Linked DNA regions of Homo sapiens: region 2 is linked to region 1. A link is an interaction called in ENCODE POLR2A ChIA-PET data of the cell type or tissue named here. Cell type or tissue: endothelial cell of umbilical vein. All regions are shown on one strand.

Region 1 (5,000 bases):
GAAAATGTGTATTCTGACGTTACTGATCTGAATATTTAATAGATGTCTGTTATGTCTGGTTGGTTTATAGTCTTGTTCAAGTCTTTTTTTTTATTTTTGGGTGCTCTGCCTACTAATCTATCCCTTTTTAAAAGTGGTATCGCAGTATCTATGTATTATTGTCAAATTGTTTTCCTTTCATTTTGTGAGTTTTTGTTTCATATACTTGGGATCTTTTTCTTAAATGGAAATATGTTTGTAATTGTTTTATCCTGATGAATTGACTCTTTCATCGGTATACAGTACTTTGGTATGTCTTTAGTAACTTTTTTTCTTAAATAATATTTTGTCTGATTTTAAAATAATTCTTTGAGCTCTTTTGTGTTAACTGTTTATGTGGTATTTTTTTGATCACTTTACTTTCAACCTATTTTTGATCTTTGAATATACGATGTGTCTTTTGTAGAAAATATTTTTTAAAAATCCATTCTATAAATTTCTATTTTTCTGTTGGAGAGCTTAGTCTATATTTAATATAATCAGTGATGAATTAAATTTAAATCTATCATTTTGTTATTTGTTTTCTGTATGTCTTATGTAGTTTTTTGTGTTTTTGTTTTTGTTCCTCTGTTTCTCTATAACTGCTTTCTTTTTTGTTAATGAGATATTTTCTAATATATAATTTTAAAAATCTTATTTTATTGTTATTTTTGGACTTATTCCCTGAGTGACTGCCCTAAAGATAAACATTAACATCTTAAATTATATAATTCAGATTAATATTAATTTAATTTTAATATTATATAAAAGCTTTGCTCTCATATAGCTGTATGTTTTCCCCTGCCTTTGTGCTACAATTGTCTTAAAAATTACGTCTTTATACATTATAACCTTATCAACACAGTTTTATAATTATTAATTTATGCCCTTATCTTTTAAATCCAATAGAAGAAAAGATTTACAAATAAAAAAAGCGTACACTGTCACTTTTATTTAATCTATGTAGTCACCTTTGCCAGTGCTTTAGTTTATTCATGTTGAAGCACTTCATTGTCTAGCGTCCTTTTATTTCAGCCTCACAAACTCTCTTTAGTATTTCTTGTAGGGCAAGTCTACTAATGATGAAGTCTCCTCATTTTGGTATTTGAGAATGTGTTAATTTTTTCTTTGTTTTTGAAGGATGCTTTTGGTATATAAATAAATCTTGTTTAACAGTGTTTTTTTCTTTCAGCACCTTGAAGAAGTCATTTCATTGCCTTTTAGTCTTCATGGTTTCTGATAAAATGCCAGCCATTAAACTTACTGAGGTTTTCTTGTACATCATGAGTCACTTTTCTTTTGCAGCTTTTGAAAGTCTCTCTTTTGACTACCATGTGTCTACATATACATATTACTTCAAGTTTAATAAGATTATTTAATTGCATATTAACATTTTTCTTTGAACTTGGGACGCATACAACCACAATTTTTTCAAATATCCTTTCTGCCCTTTACTCTCTCTGCACTCTTTTAGGAACATTATGTATGAAGTAGACAGAATAATGACTCCTCAAAAAACTTTCATGTTGTAATACCCAGAGGGTGTGTATATGTTAATTAACATGGCAAAAGGTGCTTTACAAATAAGATTAAGTTAAGAGTCTTAAAATGTGGTGGCTATTCTGAATTATTTATGTGAGCACCATATAACCACAAGAGTCTTTGAAAGTGTAAAAGGGAAACAGAAGGGTCAGAGTCAGAGATGTTATGACAGAAGCCGAGGTCAAGCTGATGTTTACCCACTAGCCAGAGATTTCAGGCAGCCTCTAAAATCTGGAAAAGACAAAAAACAGATTCTACCCTAAAGTCTGCATGAGGAATACCGTCCAATAGACTCCTTGGCTATAGCCCAGTGAGACTTCTGACCCCTACAACTGTAAAATAATAAATTTGTGTGGTTTGAAGTCACTAAATTTGACATAATTTATCATAGCAGCAACAGAAAATGAATACAATGAGTACATTCCTTTGCTTGATGGTGTCCCACAGGATGCTGAGGCTCTGTTCATTTTCCTCCTTTTTTTCTGTCTGTTCCTCACACTGGATAATCTCAACTGACATTCTCCAAGCTTTTTGATTCTTTCTTCTGTAAATTTAAATTTTCTTTTGGGCTCTAGTGAATTTTTCAGTGCATTTGTCGTACTGTTCAATTGCATAATTTTTCTTAATTTTTAAAACTAAATTCTAACGCTTTGTTGATATTCTTTTTGATGAGTTATCATTTTCACATTTTCTTTTAGTTCTTTAGACACAGATTTTTTAGTTGTTTAGTATATTTATAACAGCTTCTTTAAAGTTCTTGCCTAGTAAGTCTCATGTTTATGGTTTCCTCAGGGACACTTTCTATAGGCTGCTTTTTTTTTTTCCTATGTGAAGACAATAATTTCCTGCTTTGTTGCATGTCTCATTTTCTTTTATGTTATTAATTGAGTATCGTAGATAATATAATGTGAGCTCTCTTAAAACCAACTCCTACCCCTGTCCCTGGTTTGTTTTTGTTGCTATTTATTTATTGGCTTTCCTGAACTAATTCTGTAAAGCCTGTATTCTTTGTCATATGTGGCCACTGAAGTCTCTGCTAAGTTAGTGCACTAGTCAGCTCATGGTTGGACAGGGATTTCATTAAATGCATGAAACAAATGAATCTCTCAGCCTTTGCCAAGGGTGTGTGTGTGTGTGTGTGTGTGTGTTGGGACATGCTCTTAATGTCTTGACAGGCATTTTATAACTCTGCCTAAGTCTTTATTTCCTGATTTGTAAAGCCTCAAAATAAGAAGTGAGAGGATAAGGCCTCTAAGGTCTTTTCTGGGCATGCACGTAGCCCTGCACATGGACATGGCCTTCTAGATTCCCAGGAATATGTTGGAACTTTCAAAGCCCCCATGGACATTTCATTCCAAATTTCTTCTAAGTATTTTCATCAGCCTTTGGTAACCCAACTGGTATGACAAGCTCAGGCCAATACAATATTAAACATTTGTCACCGATTGTTTCCAACAGACAACTTGGCAATAAAACTGTTCACACATAGCAATCTTTTAGTCATCTCGAGTAAACACAAGCCCTAAGATCAAAGCTCTTCTAGGAGGCTGCCAGACTAGTCAAATAGTGGCAATTTTTAGTGGTACAGGTTATTTGGGGTGCTTCCAACCATTTCTGTTATCTACATTGGCTGGTAGACTGCTGGTTTTCACAGGTACCATGGTTACAAGGGTATTGGTTTTTAAGGCTACCACAGAGTTGGAGAAAGAGGGATGACGATAGGCTAAAATGTCAGAGTTCTTTGTTCTTAATGAGATTCAGCCATTTTCCTTAAATAAGTTCCCCTAGTGGTATTGTTGTAAGCCTTTGGTTAATTTCCAGAATTCTGTAAAAGTTTATTTTGATTGTCTTTGTTGTAATTTGTTTTATGAAATAAAGAATTTTTAGAACACCATTTCAGAAGTGCTCCATTTCAGAAGCACCATTTAGAGCACCATTTCAGAAGCACCATTTCAGAAGCACCATTTCAGAAGTGCTTCTCTTGCCTTTGTTTTTCATATTAGATATGGTCACCAATCATCTAGAGTTAATTAAATATTTTAGATTCTATCTTTGCTGAAGATCTGAAACAATAAGATGAATAAACTTTTAGAAATGTAAACTTTATTGAGGTTGCATTTATTACTTTAGCTCTCCATAGTTCCAGATTAATTTTTTCTGAATATGAATCAAAGATCTTATGGTATTCATTTTATGGCTTAGCACTGCTTGCCAAACATGCCACACTCACTCACACCATCTAGTTTTTGCATACTGCGTTCATTGGTTTGGCAGCTCCACTGACGAGTTCCTTCTAGTCATTTTTTTCAAGTCATAACTCATGCCAAACCTCAAGTCCTCTTTTACTGCATCCTTTTTATACTCTCAGAGAATTAATGTTTTTTCTTCTTCTTATTCTTCTTCTTTTTTTTTTTTTTGGAGACAGAGTCTTGCTCTGTCTCCTAGGCTGGAGTTCAGTGGCACAATATCGGCTCACTGCAACCTCTGCCACCCAGGTTCTAAGCGATTCTCCTCCCTCAGCCTTCAGAGTAGCTGGGATTACAGGCGCACACCTCCACGTCCAGCAAATTTTGTATTTTTAGTAGAGATGGGTTTTTACCATGTTGGCCAGGCTGGTCTCGAACTCCTGACCTCAGGTGATCCACCCGCCTTGGCCTCCCAATCTGCTGGGATTACAGCCACCACACCCAGCCTTTTCATATGTCCATTGCACCGTGTGCATTGTTCTTCAAAATGCTTTTTACATAGTACCTGTTTCTCATTTGTGTCCGCAACAACTGTAGGATTGAGATTACAGAATTTTAATTTTGTAAATCCTGCTCTTAGAACAATAGACTATATACTGTGAACTGCTTGTTCATATACTATACTGCTTGTTTATATACTATGAGCTGCTTGTGTATTTGCTAAATCATTGAGAAGTGACAGTCATTGACAAGAAAGTTTGTAGGGAGGTAAAGGATAATAAGGAGGATCATGGTGCTGGCCATCTTTAAGGAGAGAAGAACACAGTTTGGGTAACTTTCCTTTATCCCCTTTCCAGTGAATGACAAAATATTTTGTTCCTTTTTCTTCCTTGTTGAGGAAAGTCCCTTTTAGCTTAGTAATGCTCTCTGCACTAAGAGTTAATAGTTCAGAACTAAAAAGAAAAGACTTGGCATAGGCAGGGATGGGAGGAGAATTATGCAGCCAAAATATTTCTCTTCATTTTTTCCTCCAACTCTGGGAAGGAAGAAAACATAAAACTGAATATTATATTAAACATTAAGCAAGGCAAATATTCTTACTCTGTGATTAAAGAATAATGATGCTACTGTGGTGATGTCAGGTATAATAAAATAAAGTATAAGTAAATTTTAAGAAGGAATTTTGTTTGTACGATGTTATACTGGTTGACATGTTGTATCTTTTCCATTTGTAGTTTCCCTAACTTTCTGATT
Region 2 (5,000 bases), 140 kb before region 1:
ATAAAAACCCAGCATGTTAGGCTGTGGTTAACTAGTTTCTTCTGAGGGCAGGCCTTATTAAGGACAGGATGCTTTGGCAAATTTCAGAATGGTTTATTTTCCTCTTCCTATGGAAACCATGAAGGGATTTTTCTCTGATATTTATTGTGAGAACCTGGTCAATCTCCTGGACGTAAATCTTACAAAATTGTGAGGGCCCCCAAATCACTGCGTTCCCCTGGAGTTTTTAGCTCTCGGAGTTTTCCACACTAAGCCTTCAGCAATTTGTTCATTACAGTTAGGTTTCTTACTCCAGCCTGGGTTGCCTTGGAGGTTTCTGCTTGTGAGGCAGTTGTGCTAAGCTGTGACTGCTGGTATTCCAACTGTCTTTCCAATCTTGGGGCAGCAGTTTGTTGTGTGTCCTGCCTCTCTCTTTTGGATTCAAGAAGAGTTACTGATTTTTCTGATTGTATAGCTTTTTACGTGTTGTTAGAATGGGGTGGCAATTTCCAAGCTTCTTACATGTGGAACCAGAAACCAGAAGTCAGTTTTAATTCATTTAAATTTAAATGGCCACATGTGGCTAGTGATGACCATGGACATTGCAGAACAGGACATTCCCTAGGTAGTCTTGTAATTTAATTATTTTTTGATTCTGTGTAATAATGTTCAATTTGAATCATGTAACCAGATAGGTTGAAAACATATCTCTAAGAAATCCTGTTAAAATAAAATTATACAATTGACAATGGAGATTTCTGGAAAATACCTAAATTCATATTTTGTATAAGATATTCTTATGTGACAAAATTAGTAATTAAAAATGAGGAGAAAATGTATGCAATTTGCTTTATAGTGTGGTAACACAGAATGGATTTCTTTGTCAAACAAAGGTAGAGCTGAAGTTTGAGTTCCTAAAATCACATTTGTGGCTGGATGACTATGAGCTTGTCAGTTTACTTCATTGTACCTTAAATTCTACATCAACAAGACAGAGATAAAAATAAATATTTTATCAGTTTAATTATGAGAACCAAATGAAATAATTTGTTAAACACTTAACCTACTGTCTAGCACATAGCAGATTCTTAAGATATTGTATGTCCTTCCATAAAATGTTTTAAAGTTCATTAGAAATACCCTCTGCATAACTTTATTAAAATCTGGAAGGTAATCGTCTATTGTCATTTCCTATTGGATGTGGTTTTGTTTCTTAAAGAAAAAAAGCCACAAACAACAGCAATAAAAAACACAGTACACTATAAATCACAAATCAAAGCAGGACAGAATTCAATCACTGAACAATAGAAAAATATTCTTCACCTTGAATGCCCCTGTTTCCAAACTACCAAGTTAAAGGATTTCTTCACCCACTGTTGATGCCGGCTAAGAGACTGCAATGTGTTTGTTTTCCTTCTCATCTCCTTTTGCTCCAAGAATTTATTTCTAAGCTTTGCCACTGGAGATGTTGGCTTGCATACTTCCAAGGAGACCCTCTCATTTAGGGAAGGACTTGGGGCAGCCAGGTTGCCCATGGCTCCATGCCCCAGCAGGACTGCCAAATATGTGAGAGTAGCTTCCTGCTATGTGTGGGCTGTGCCCAGGCTTTGGTACCAAAAGCTGTGTGGGGTCCATTCTCACCATGTGCCTCCCATTCATTGCTGAAGCAATCTTGGAAAGTCAAGTTCCAAAAGCTAACCAAACAGCACAGATAAATCTTGTGACGATATACATTGACATTTATAATACGGTTGAGAGAAACACATCCATTAATAGTCACACAGAACAGCAACAATGTTGGCATGCTTAGTAAACGTAGACCCATACTGATACTGCATTCTCAATTGGAGAGATGTTACAGACATTTCTATTTTAATATTTCTTCTTCTTCTTCTTCTTTTTTTTTTTTTTTTTTTGAAACAGAGTTTTGCTCTTGTTGCCCAGGCTGGAGTGCAGTGGCACAATTTCGGCTCACTGCAACCTCCGCCTCCGTGGTTCAAGCGATTCTCCTCTCTCAGCCTCCCAAACAGCTGGAATTACAGGCATGCGCCACCACGTCCGGCTAATTTTTTTGTATTTTTAGTAGACACGGGGTTTCGCCATGTTGGTCAGGCTAGTCTTGAAGTGCTGACCTCTGGTGATCCGCCCGCCTCGGCCTCTCAAAGTTCTGGGATTACAGGCGAGAGCCACTGCGCCCTGCCAGAGAGACTTTTCTATTTTAAAAGAGTCATGGAGTTACCTATGATTGTATTTGCTTTTCTTTTTCTAATCACCAGCCCTTAAATGCTACTGGCAATTCCCATTTGTGGAACTACTTTCTTTTTAGAACTTCCAGGATTTCAAGATCTGTGAAAAGTGGATTTTTTTTTGTGAAGACCCTGAAGCATAATTTAACCACAATAATTAGTTAATGAATGTTTCTTCGAGTAAGACCCACTATTATAAAAGTAGGGCATTGTGAGTATGGTTGCAAGCATAAAAGTCTCTCCATTTTATGCTTAAATGTGCAGATATTTCTCTATTTAGGAACAGAGAGTGCAATGGTTCCTTTAAGAAATTTTTCTGTTTCAATTCCTCTTATATTCAAGAAGCACATGCTTAATTCAGTGGCAACTTGGAAACATGTGACAAATGTACAATAAAACACCACACCTATGCTCACACTAAAGGCTCAAAAGGAAAATTAAATCTAAGTAGAAGAACACAGGCAGTCATTTTTTCCATACTTTCCTGCATGTGCTCCAAGCTCTGGAATGTACTGAGGAATGCATATTGAAAGATTTGGTGTAGATATTTTTTCTTTGGTTTCCATCAGATTTTATTGCATTCACAGGGAAATATGAAATCACTAAGTTATCTTATCCATAGATTTACATAGAAATGAAATAGTGTTTGATACTTAATGGATATATTTCTTTCTATGTCTAAGAAGATTTTTTTTCTCCTGGAGAAAAATCAAGTACATTTAAAGCCAGTTGTAATGCACCCTTCAAAACCCCAGGTTTGGTGTTGGCTATAGACTGGAAATTAAATCACATCTCCCCTGTGTGTAGTGAGGTATGGTAATGACTCATTTATCAGGCATTGTTAAAGGACAAGGAGCACCATGGGAAAAAAAAAAAAAAAAAAGCTCAGATACTTGAATCCTATTCCTTGATGTGTAAATCAAAAATGAAAAGAAAATTATTTTTAATTCTTTAAAATATTACATGTTGCCTTCATAGGCAATGTGTCCTGAACATAATTTAATCAAGTTTTAAAACCGAGCTCAGCCACTTATTAGTTATATAACTTTGGCAAGTTAGTAAAATCCAGCTTAGCCATTTACTAGTTTTATAATTTTGGCAAATTAGTTAACCTCTGTTTTCTCATCTGTCAAGCAGAGATAATTATACCTATGTCACAGTTTGAATTAGCTAATCTATATAAAACACCTCATAAAATGCCTAACACATAGTAGACCTACCCAGCATAGCCTCCTGGCCAGGCCTGTGGACTCCACTGCCAGACTGTCTGGATTTGAATGTTGCCTATGCCACTCCCTAGCAAGTAAATGTAACAATCTTTTTACCCTAATCTCTCTGATCCTCAGTTTCCACATCTCTAAAATGGAGATGAAAATGGCCGGCGCAGTGGCTCACTCCTGTAATCCCTTTGGAGGATTACAGCACTTTGGGAGGCCAAGGCGGGTGGATCACCTGAGGTCAGGAGTTCGAGACCAGCCTGGCCAGTATGGTGAAACCCCATCTCTACTAAAAATACAAAAAAAAAAAAAAAAAAAAAAAAAAAAGCTAGCCAGGTGTGGTGGTGCATGCCTGCAATCCCAGCTACTTGGGAGGCTGAGACACGAGAATCACTTGAACCTGGGAGGTGGAGGTTACAGTGAGCCGAGATAGCGCCACTGTACTCCAGCCTGGGTAACAGAGCAAGACTCTGTCTCAAAAAAAGAAAAAAAAAAGAAAAGAAAATGACATGTAAGCATTAAATAACTCATGTAGAGCCCTTAGAGCAGTGACTACTGGATATAGTGTTTTATAAATTTAACCATTATGAATAAATGTTTTCTGAAGCATTTCTAATTCAACTGTATATAATTTTGGTAGGGGTGTGTGTGTGTGCCTGCTTGTGGGAGTATGTGTTCTTTTCCTCTTGTTATTTAGGTTTTGACTGTTTCACTAATATATTTCTACACGTTAGCCATAAAACATTATCTGAGATAGATCAACATCCATTTCTATGCTTTTGCAATCTGTTTGTTAGTTTTGTTGTTCCTTTTTTGTTTCCTTGTGAAAATATCACATTCATCTCAGCCAAGTGCTGGGGGAACACAAGGTGGCTGAGGAAATAAGAGGTTCGTTCAGGATCTGCCACTATTGCAACCATGGTGGCCCCGTACAAAATTCATGTCTCTAAGGCAAGTAGTGAAATGAAACTTCAGTAGCGAATAAAATGGGTGTGCCCACTCTACTATGCTCAGATTTACTTAAAGGAGTCTGTGCCTCTGGCCACATTTCTTCCAAAGAGCAAGGATTTGGGTGGGGCTGAAACAACACGCCCACCAAAGTCCACCTTTTGGCTCACCCTCCAGATGATCACACTGACATGTTCCTCACTAGACCCAAGGATGGCTCAGGGGAAGCTGCGTATGGAAATAGGAACAAAGCTCAGATGCCTTATCTGGACAGTCCACAAGGGTGTGCACTGGGTAACCTTCTGGTGGGTGGAGAGGAGCCAGACTGGGAATCTGGAGGTCAGAAGGCTTTGGCTTGGCCTCCTCACACATCTACACTCGGGTGTGAACTGTGAGTTTGCCCTCCTAGATCACTCTGCAGATAGATATATTAAGGTAAGAGGATAAAACCTGTTACATAAGAGTTTGCCAGCTCAAGTTAGAACTTTTAAATATTAGACTGTCATATGTTGATTTCCATTTATACTCCTTTTCCAGCCCTTGCAAGCAGTAGGAGTAGGCATGTATATGCATCTTTTCCCAAGTTGATTGCTTCTTTCAAGTTATTGAT

What was found. ChIA-PET counts read pairs that join two places held together with the same protein. Peaks named below come from ENCODE experiments on the same cell type or tissue, not always from the same donor. Only the 100,000 strongest peaks of a DNase experiment are listed, where the experiment ranks them.
Region 2: POLR2A ChIA-PET joins it to region 1 with 5 read pairs; 2 of 35 experiments call an interaction of 5 or more read pairs at or near these places.

What each region holds. Positions count from the first base shown.
Region 1 is chr7:15,754,087-15,759,086 of GRCh38, reverse strand. The region is part of intron 2 of LOC105375167 (a long non-coding RNA gene); the gene reads left to right. Among named protein-coding and RNA genes, the nearest start is that of LINC02587, 68 kb to the right of the region's middle. In endothelial cell of umbilical vein, no CTCF peak of the experiment used is centred here; no DNase peak of the experiment used is centred here.
Region 2 is chr7:15,889,373-15,894,372 of GRCh38, reverse strand. No RefSeq gene overlaps it. Among named protein-coding and RNA genes, the nearest start is that of LINC02587, 200 kb to the right of the region's middle. In endothelial cell of umbilical vein, a CTCF peak has its summit at 4,665; a DNase peak (open chromatin) is centred at 2,932.